Linked DNA regions of Homo sapiens: region 1 is linked to region 2. A link is a loop called in an ENCODE intact Hi-C map of the cell type or tissue named here. Cell type or tissue: B cell. All regions are shown on one strand. Each heading gives the region's core, and the rest is flanking DNA. Links, peaks and the distances in the headings are about the cores only.

Region 1 (5,377 bases), core at 304-5,303, 540 kb after region 2:
GCCTCCACCTCCTGGGTTCAAGCGATTTTCATGCCTCAGCCTCCAGAGTAGCTGGGATTACAGGCGCACACCACCATGCCTGGTTAATTTTTGTATTTTTAGTAGAGAGGGGGTTTCACCATGTTGCCCAGGCTGGTCTCTAACTGGACTCAAGTGATCCACCCGCCTTGGCCTCCCAAAGTGCCAGGGTTACAGGTGTGAGCCACCGTGCCTGGCCAAGAATCATGTTTTGTACAACTCTACCCTCCCCGCTTTTAGGGCACTCTCTCGTTAGTGCTGGGACTGCTGAAGCCCATGGAGTGTAAACGATGACTGCCACTTTAGTGTGGGGAGTTTGACTGTCCACTTGTAGAAAATCCTGTGTTTAGGGCTAACTTTAAACATGCCCATAATGGCGAAATCCATCAGAATCCAGAGGTAGGTGGCAAAAAGCTCCAATTTGGGGCCAAATTATAAGTCATTAATAAGAAAAGTTACTAGGATTAGCTCTAGAAATCTTGGGTAAGGGGCTAGAAAAGAAATATCTGAAACCAGAAGTGTCTGGTAAATAGCAACTCACATTTATATTTTACTTTCATCTGAGGCCTCACCTCATTTCACACTCTCTTTTTCAAGAGGAATTAGGAATTACGTAACTCTGAAAGCAAAAAATCTCAAAATTATGACAGGTGGTACAGATATTTATTTTCTCAGAGCAGAGTTTGGGCCTAGGCCACGGCTGCCCCTGTAGCTCCCCTCTTGTAAGAGATGCAAAGCTTACTTCTGGGGCACACCCATCTCCAGCTGGAGGTGCAAGCAAAGGCCACTGTGTAAGGAGGCAAAACTCTCCCTTACTGCCTGAAGGATCTCCAACAAGCATATTCTGGAGAGCTCTGACAGGGAGCATTTTACAAGGTCCCACTGGAGCTGAGGCTTGAGGTCAGGTCCAAGTGCAGGCCTCCTTCCCATCACAGCTTCCGAGCCTTCCTGGGGCGGCAGCCGTTGTGTGGGATTGGGGTGTTGTCTGTGATTGAGATCACTTCCAGGCCGCCCATGATCAGTCCGTGCATGGCAGACTGGAAGGAACAGAAGGAAAAGTAGAATGACATGGTCCCAGAAATGATGATCCAGTGTCTCCAGGCAGGGTTCGGAGAGGGACAGGGTGGCGTAGAGAAGGGAACGGAGGGGTGAGATGCTCACTGGCTTTGATACCTATAATCCCAATCCTATTCTACTCTCACAAAGGTCTCCACCCAAACCCTTTAACCAGGTTTTCACACTGTTCCCCTCTCAAACTGTACCCACCACTTTCCACTTTGCACTTTACGATCTGCGAACAAAGACTTCTTGTAGACCTTGGCACACCTTGGGTATCATACTTCTGTAGCTTACTCAGGCAGTTTTCTCTGCCTGCAATGTCCCCCCGTACCTGCTGTGCCTCCACCTCCCTGATACCTCATTATTCCTGCAAAGTCAGAGAGATGTCACCTCTTTGAAGAAGCTAAAGATTATCTGTGCTAATGATCATCAGGAAAGATTATCCCTGCTAGGTTCGGGATCCCCTGATGGGCTCCCAGCGATCTGGGCACATGCTTTACCACAGCGCTCACCAGTCTGTCCTAAGGGATTTGTTTGTGACAGTTCCCCCAGGAACCACCTTCCCATTCCCAGTGCGTGGCACGCAGCAGGCACTCAGTGTCTGATGAATTATACTAAGTGATCTAGGCTTGCTCTGAGGGGCTTGGTCAATTATAGAAACAACAGACGGGAACTTCAAGCAAACATGGAAATCCACTAAAAGGTGTTTTCTACTCTCCCTGTACTCTGCTCTCAAGCCCCAAATTCTCACACTTACTAGGAGGCAAGTACACTATGGAAATCACTGTAACTTACCAAGCGTCCTGGCCCCAGGCCTTTCACCACAACTCGGATGTGGATCACGCCCTTTTGTTTAGCTCTCTGGAGAGAAGCAGAGTGGTTAGTGCCCCGGAGAGAGAACTACTGCATCCAAATCTCTTGCTACTGCCTCCTAGAGCAAGGGGTGTGTGAGCTCAGGGAAAGGGCATCCAGAGAAGTAAACAGGGAGGCAAAGGGCAGATGGCTATAGTGGAGGACAGGCGCCAGCAGAGACCACAGAATTTGGCAGGTTGCAGAATTCACGTGACTGTGATCTGTTTAGCCTAGGACAGCACCGCCACCTAATGGAAATTTCTAAATATTGCTCAGGTTTTTCTCAGGGGGGCAAATGCAGAATTTCAGACCATGAGGCGCCACCCTAGGCTTCAAGGCTGAACCTAAATACCCACTTTAAAAGTATTATCATTTAAAATCTCTAAGCAGTTAGAGTTAAAATTTACTTTCTTGATAATAAAGGCAGTTCATTATAAAAATGGGAAAATATACAGAAATCATTCATGACTCACCATGCAGAAGCCACTGTGAACAGTGACATACTTCTTTTCATAGTATATGATCTGTCCATGGTTGGGCATTTACAGCATTTTGATTTCTGATGATAGTACATGCAATCAATATTTTGGGGTGCCTTCCCTTGTTTGAAGGTCAAGGTTTTCCTTCAGGAAATACATCTGGTTTGGCAGAGTCTGAACATTTGTAAGGCCTGTACTATAGTAGAAATTGTGCAGGCTTTGGTCCCAGACCAATCTGGGTTCCGATCAGTGAACTGAATCGGTGCATGGCTCTGGGCAAGTCACACACTCTGAATCTCAATTGGCTTATGAAAATGTGGATAATACTGAGGGTCTCTGAAGATTCAAGATAATGAATGTAAAGTGTCTGGCACATGTAGATGCTCAATAACTATACCAATAGCAGCACCTTGCCAATTTGCTTCTAAAAAAGGTCTACGACAGTTCACACTGGAACTGGTATTGCTATTGCATGAGTCCCCACGATACTATGTCCTCTCCAAATAGACTATCATATCTCTCCCAACCCCAAACCACTGGTCTTTATTTTTATTTTTTTTCTTGAGATGGAGTCTCGCTCTGTCACCAGGCTGGAGTGCAGTGGTGTGATCTCGAGTCACTGCAACCTCCACCTCCTGGGTTCAAGTGATTCTCCTGCCTCAGCCTCCCGAGTACCTGGGACTACAGGCGCGCACCACCACGCCCAGCTAATTTTTCTATTTTTAGTAGAGATGGGGTTTCACCATGTTGGCCAGGATGGTCTCGATCTCTTACGCCTGCCTTGGCCTCCCAAAGTGCTGGGATTACAACTGTGAGCCATCGCGCCTGGCCTATTTTTAATTTATTTTGGAGACAGGGTCTCTCTCTGTTGCCCAGGCTTTAGTGCAGTGGTGAGATCATAGTTCACTGCAGCCTCAAACTCTTGGGCTCAAGCCATCCAGCCTCAGCCTCCCAAGTAGCTGGAACTACAGGCAGGTGCCACCAGACCTGGCTAACGGTTTTTAAATTGAGGGGTCTTTGGTTCTCAAGCCTTTGGTATCTTGGCTCTTACATCCTAGAATGAACCAACAAGGGCTTCACCTCTAATGAAGCTGAGAGAAAGAAAAAAGAGGAGCCTTTCACTAAACCTTTTCAAACCAATGCTCCAATCAGGGCATCAAAGCTGCCATGACAAACCCTTGCTTCTGAATGGGTAGTATAATGAGGATTCTCCACTCAGTGATGAGCCATGCAGAAAGCAAACACACACTAGAAGGAAGCAGAAGGAACACACACTTACCGCCGCTGCGGCTATGCCTGCTGTCTGTGCTGCGATGCCTGTGCCCTTCTTGGCATTCCGAAATCCCTCTGTGCCACAGGAAGCAAAGGCAAGGGGCTCATTACTAGCAGAGACTACCTGGATCTGTGTGCTGAGAAAAGTAGAAGAAGCACATAGGATACAACTCTTCTTCAGGGAAATAAGAGAGAGCTAATCTATGCCCCTAGAAGCCTGGGTGAGAAAGAAAAAGGAATTCAGTTGCTTCTACTTTGAGCTTCTCAGATGAACATGTTTTGAACTCCTACAGGAAGTATCAGGAAAGGTCAGAATTCTCCCCTAAACCTGACTGAAAACTGGTAAGTCACATAATTTAAAGAGCGCTCCATAATCTGAGAGTAGTTAGTTAAGTATCACCCAGAAAATGACTGTATTGGGGAAAGTTTTAAATATACACAAAAGTGAAGAGAATAACATAAGAAATCTGATGGACTCATCAACCAGCTTCAACAATTATCAACTCATATCCAATTCAGTTTCATCTATAAACCTTGTTCCCACCCCACTCCCCTCACCAATGGATTATTTTGAAGCAAATCCCAGACCTATCATTTTGTCTGTAAATATTTCAGTACATAGCTCTAAAAGAAGGACTCTTAAAAAAATATTAGCAATATTACCATATTGGCTACTTTTTTTTTTTTGAGATGGAGTTTTGCTCTTGTTGCCCAGGCTGGAGTGCAATGGCACGATCTTGGCTCACAGTAACCTCCGCCTCCCGGGTTCAAGTGATTCTTCTGCCTCAGCCTTCAGAGTAGCTGGGATTACAGGCGTGCACCACCATGCCTGGCTAATTTTGTATTTTTAGTAAAGACGGGGTTTCTCCATGTTGGGCAGGCCGGTCTTGAACTCCCGACCTCAGGTGATCTGCCCGCCTTGGCCTCCCAAAGTGTTGGGATTACAGGCATGAGCCACCTCGCCCGGCCTCATATTGGATACTTTTGATGCTTATGACACTATATTCCATGATCAAAAATTATTTTAAACAAGTAAAACTTTTCTCTTTTTTTCTTTTTTATTTTTTTGTGAGACAGGGTCTCACTCTGTTGCCCAGGCTGGAAGTGCAGTGGCACAATCATAGCTCACTGCAGCCTCCAACTCCTGGGCTCAAGCCATCCTCCCACCTCAGCCTCCCAAGTAGCTGGGACTACAGGTGCATGCCACCACGCCTGGCTAATTTTTGTATTTCTTTAGAGACTGGGTCTCACTATGTTGCCCAGGCTGGTCTTAAATTCCTGGCCTCAAGTGATCCTCCCAAAGTGCTGGGATTATAGGTGTGAGCCACTGCATCCACCCACAACTTTTTCTTAATCATCTCTAATAAGTTACTTATTAATACAATTAAGAATGCCTTAAGAAATCCTCAGATATGCTTTGATTTCCCCTTTAGTCATCATCATCCTATTTCTGGTCTGGAGAGCTCTGAGAGCTCACAGAAGGAGGCAGGAGAAGTGACTGAAGGGGAGGCCTGCTGGAGTCAGCCCCGGGCTTGGGCCATCCACTTGTTATCCTGGCTATGGCTCTGACATTCCCCCTACCAGAGCTTCTAGGGTTTTCCATATTGAATAGATGCGTAATTGCTTGTCTCTGTGACAGCCTAAACAGTGCTGTATAGAGTAGACCATAGACACTTAAATGCAGTTAGCCTATGTCC
Region 2 (5,377 bases), core at 204-5,203:
GCCTCAGCCTCCTGAGTAGCTGGGATTACAGGCATGCACCACCACACCCAGCTAATTTTGTATTTTTAGTAGAGATGGGGTTTCTCCATGTTGGTTAGTCTGGCCTCGAACTCCCGACCTCAGGAGATCCGCCCACCTCAGCCTCCCAAAGTGCTGGGATTACAGGAGTGAGCCACTGCGCCTGGCCTCAGACCAGGTTTTGACTCTTTCTTCTCACATACCTCTTCCCCCACTTACATCCAGTCAAATGCAGAATCCCATCATAGTTGTGCCATCTTAGGCAAATCACCTAAATTCTCTGTAGCTCAGTGTTCTCTTCTGTAAAATGGAGGAGTTGAACTGGTTGGTCACTGAGGTCCCTTGGAAGACTATCTTTGGGTTAGGGATCCCTTTGACAATTGGTTAAAAACAGTGGCCCCGGGGCCAGGTACAGTGGCTCACGCCTGTAATCCTAGCACTTTGGGAGGCCGAGGTGGGCAGATCACTTGAGGTCAGGAGTTCCATACCAGTCTGGTCAACATGGTGAAACCCCGTCTCTACTAAGAATACAAAAATTAGCCGGGCACGGTGGTGGGCGCCTGTAATCCCAGCTACCCAGGAAGCTAAGGCAGGAGAATCACTTGAACCCGGGAAGCGGAGGTTGCATTGAGCCAAGATCACGCCATTGCACTCCAGCCTGGGTAACAAGAGCGAGACTCCATATCAAAACAAACAAACAAACAAACAAAAACAAACAACCCCCCCCAAACCAAACAAAACAAAAACGGTGGCCCTTCATTTCAGAAAAGCAATCCCATGTCATGTACTGGCTGACTTTGTTTTGTCTGCTACAACCATCATCCCCTTCTTTCAGGGGACATTTCTCCCCCACGCCTACTGTTTGGCTCTGGATGGGAGACCAATGAAAGTACCCCATCTCACTCTGCCCAGAAGAGTGGGTACTTCAAGTCCTTTTCTGTTGGTTTGTTTGGTTTGTTCTTCTTTTAAACGGAACTGGGAGGGAAGGTTTCTTTTCCTTTTTGGTAGAGGACCAAGGTTATGAATCTTGAACTGCCTGGGGCCATATTTCCTGGTGTGCATAGAAAGCCCTTCTGTGTGGAAGAGAAGAAAGGCTGCAGAGAGGGGGAAGCCCAGAGTTTGGGGAAAGTGGGTGAAGTAGGAAGGGGAAGGGTGGGGGTTATGGGAAAGGGGAGAGAAATTCTTGCTGGCATTCAGTCCCGGATTCCACTGTCACTGAAGCTCAGCACATTCTTCCTATCCTTTGGCTCAGTGAATCAATAAATTCCTTTTTGTTATTGTTGTTTAAGTGAATTTTAGTTGATGAACTGACATTAGCAGCAGAATGAGTCCTGATTAGCAGAGGCACTACCTTCCCCTGCTTTGCATTGTTGACCCTGATATTTTCATACTGCCTCGCGTTTCTTGTCCTCATTCTCATTGTCCTCAGATTCTAACCTCTTTTAAGGCATCTTTAAAATATCTTACACAACTCTTACACCAGTGCTCAATTGGGTCTGAGGGAATTAAACAGAACTTTATTTTCTCACATGTCCCCATGTTATTACCCTCTCTCCCACTGGACTATACATTTTTGGATGACAAAGACACTATTTTCTAATGTTTATAAGTTCCTTTAAAATAGGCCAGGCATGGAGGCTTACACCTGTAATCCCAGCACTTTGAGAGACCGAGGTGGGCAAATCACTTCAGGTCAGGAGTTCAAGACCAGTCTGGCCAACATGGCGAAACCCCATCTCTACTAAAAATACAAAAATTAGCTAGTGTGGTGGTGAGTGCCTGTAATCCCAACTACTTGGGAGGCTGAGGTACAAGAATCGTTTGAGCCCAGGAGGCTGAGGTTGCAGTGAGCTGAGATCATGTCACTGCACTCCAGCCTGGGTGACAGAGGGAAACTCTTGTCTCAATAAATAAATAATAAATGTTCCTGAAAACTGCTGTACACATAGTAGGAACCCAAAAATGCTGGAGATTGTGATGATGGTGGTGACCGTGTCATGAAAGGAGCCCATCTCATTGAGTGCCAGTGTCACTGAGAGGCTGTGAATCAAACGATTGACAAGGTCGCAGGGCCACAGTGGATATCCTTCTGCTAGGAGTCCTGAGGTCCAGCCTAGAAGCTAAGAGTACGTGTGACCCCCCTCACAGGCCCCCTGGGAATTTCAGTTGGGCCTGGCTGACTGGCTGGGCAGCAGCTCAGGAATTTCTCCTGATGAATGGAGCACTGGGCAGTGAGACAAGATACTGACAGGAGTGGCTAAAGCCATGGTCTATTTTTAACATTAGGGCCAGAGTGCCCTGGCACGGCTAGCGGATCTCTGACCTAAGGCCCTGAGAAGCTCCTGAAATTATAGTGAGGAAGCTCTGTGCATACGCAGCACACACATGCACACATCACGGATGTTGTCAGCAGATAATACAAATAATATGCCTTATCTATTTATGTAAGTGCAATTTTTCAGAAACATTTTCTCCAGCAATAGAAATTAAAAGCACATATTAATCATGAGTATTTCAGGAGTAGAGGGTGGATGCTTGAGGGTGTGATGCCGACATTGAGGTGTTTAGACTTGCAAAAGGATCCTTTATATCCGGAAAGCAGAGTCCGGTGGGCTCTGACAAGAGAAATGTCGTCAGCCAAACGCAGGATCCCTGGCAGAGCAGAGGTGGGTCAGTGTTTCCCAGCCTTGACTGCACACTGTGATCCCCAGGGGACGCCCGGATTGCATCAGGCCAATTAAGTCAGAATCTCTCGCAGGGGGAGGCGCGGATAGAGTCCGGTACCCAGGCATCGGTGTTTCGCAGGTCCCCGGGTGATTCCCACGCTCAGCCAAGGTTGAGAACCGCAATTTAGGTGGTTGGGGTTGGGGGCGAGAAAGCCGTGAGTCCAGTTAACCACGAGAGGGCGCGGTGGAGCAGGAAACTCAAGGTTGGGCGGAGGCCGCACATTTTTCTCTCCAGCATCAAATACCAGAGATGCGGATCTCTTTTACAGATAGAGACCGAGGCGCGTGGCCAACGGTGATCGCGCGGGAGCAAAACTGCACCACCCTGTCTTGTGCTTTGGCCATTTCACGGCTTCCGCTTCCAGGAAAAGCCAGGGAAGTTCCGCCTCTGTGGCTAAGCTTCAGCCGTGCAAGGCAGGGCTCAGCTTCGGTACAGTTCCAAACTGGGCGTCGTCCTGGCTGGGTTCTCCAGCCACCGAGACACACCTGTGTTCCTCCCTGCTCACTCTGGCACCTAGGACAGGTCCCTCAGGCAGTGAAGGGATTCCTTAAGGGGAGGCAAAGAGAGGAAGGCAGTAATTTCTTTTTATTTTTTAAATTGACAAATAAAAATTGTATGCATTTGTGGTATACAACATGATGTTTTGAAATATGTATACCTGGCAGAATGGCTTTGTCAAGAGAGTTAACATATGTACTACCTCACAGACTTACTTATTTGTTGTGGGAACGCTTAAAATCTACTCTCCTAGCAATTTTCAAGTATTGTGTACAATGCATTAATTATAGTCATCAGATTGTACAATAGATCCCTTGAACTAAGTCTTGCTGTCTAATTCTGTATCCTTTGACCAACACCTCCACCCTCCACCCCGACGCCAGCCCTTGGTGACCACCATTCCACTCCTCTCCTGTCTCTGTGTTCCGCTGGTTTAAATTCCTCATGTGAGTGAGATCATGCGGTATTTCTGAAAGCCGCCATTTCTGCCTACACTGAGCCTGTTTTTTCTGCAGGCAGCCACAGGAAGCACTCCTTTTGGACAGGAGCGACCTCAGTGTTTCCAGGTGAGTGGGTGTCCAGGAAGTGCCCAAGGAGTTGCCTCCAGGAGAATGAATCACTTAGTGGGAAAATAACAAAAGCACTTACTTGCCAAGACGGTGAAGACACTTTATCCAGCAACTGAAAGCGTGTCTTTTTCCACTGCTGCCCTGATGTTGTCACTGGCAAGGAGACTGACTGCAGAAGCCAAGAAAAGGATTCTTGCCCCTTAAAAAACCTTTTGGGCCACAGATGGTGGCCCGGGATGCTTCAACACTCTATGGGGGCGCCGAGATCTGCGGATCACTTGAGGTCAGGAGGCTCCCTGCACTTAGAAGGCTCAATGGAAACTTCCCCCAGTTGAAATCCTGAACCCGGTATCCCTTTTGCATCAGCAGAGCCCTCTGCCTTCTTAGTGAATGATCAGCTACTGAGCCTCAGCTGGGCCAAGAGGCATTTATTGAGTGTTCTGCATATAGTACATAAGGTCTGTGGAGTGAATGTCTGCTTCATTGAGAAAATAAAGGTTTTGGCCAGGTGCGGTGGCTCACGCCTGTAATCCCAGCACTTTGGGAGGCCAAGGTGGGCAGATCACTTGAGGTCAGGAGTTCAAGACCAGCCTGGCTAACACGGTGAAACCCCATCTCTACTAAAACTACAAAAGAAAAAAAAAATTAGCTGGGCGTGGTGATGTATGCCTGTAGTCCCAGCTACTTGGGAGGCTGAGGCAGGAGAATCCCTGAGCCTGTAACACGGAGGTTGCAGTGAGTCGAGATCACGCCTCTGTACTCCAGCCTGGACAACAGAGCAAGACTCTGTCTCAAAAAGAAAAAAAAAAAAAGGTTTAGTAATTCCTTAATTTCTTTCTCTTCTTCCTCCAAGTTTTATATGCATTTGTACTCTTTCTTTCTCTCACCTCTTCCTTCCTTTTTCACATACCATAACATTCATCATGTTAAAGTATACAATTCAATAGCTTTTAGGATACTCACAGAGTTGTGCAACAATCACTACTATCTGATTCGAGAAACTTTCCATCACCCTAAAAAGAAACTCTGTTCCCATGAGCAGTTGCTCCCCCTTTCCCTTCCACCCAGCCTCTGGAAACCACAAATCTACTTTCTGACTGTACCTATTTCTTATTCCGGACACGTCATGTAAGTGAAATCAAAGGATATGTGGCGTTTGTGACTGGGTTCTTTCACTTAGTGTAATGTTTTCAAGGCTCACCCATGTTGTAGCATTCATTAGCACTTTATTCCTTTTTATTGCTGAATAGTATTCCATTGTATGGATATACCACTTTGTTTATTACAGACATGTGATTTCCAAATGTCTTCTCCTATTAGGTGGGTTGTCTTTTCAGTTTTTTTGGTAGTATCCTTTGAAGTACAAAAGCTTTTAGTTTTGGTAAAGTTCAACTTGTCAAACTTGTCTGTTTTATCTTTTGTTACTGTTGACGGACATTTGGGTTGTTTCCACCTTTTGGCTATTATGAATAGTGCTGTAATGAACACTTGTATACAAGCTTTTGTGCAGATACATGTTTTTATTTCTCCTGGCCATACGCATAGGAGTGGAGTTGCTAGGTCAT

The links. Peaks named below come from ENCODE experiments on the same cell type or tissue, not always from the same donor. Only the 100,000 strongest peaks of a DNase experiment are listed, where the experiment ranks them.
Region 1: a loop joins it to region 2, with 9 times the contacts of the local background. A loop is called at or near these places in 4 of 110 quality-filtered maps.

Annotation. Positions count from the first base shown.
Region 1 is chr15:88,473,550-88,478,926 of GRCh38, reverse strand. It overlaps MRPS11 (mitochondrial ribosomal protein S11), which reads right to left. Exons shown (of 6, transcript NM_022839.5): 4 at 3,688-3,817; 5 at 1,873-1,938; 6 at 1-1,055. The coding sequence ends at 948. Among named protein-coding and RNA genes, the nearest start is that of MRPS11, 8.5 kb to the right of the region's middle. In B cell, for the core only: CTCF peaks have their summits at 2,041 and 2,242; a DNase peak (open chromatin) is centred at 2,166.
Region 2 is chr15:89,015,300-89,020,676 of GRCh38, reverse strand. No RefSeq gene overlaps it. Among named protein-coding and RNA genes, the nearest start is that of CARMAL, 23 kb to the left of the region's middle. In B cell, for the core only: CTCF peaks have their summits at 2,724 and 2,923 (motif pointing right); a DNase peak (open chromatin) is centred at 2,926; H3K4me3 peaks cover 560 bases; H3K27me3 peaks cover 935 bases.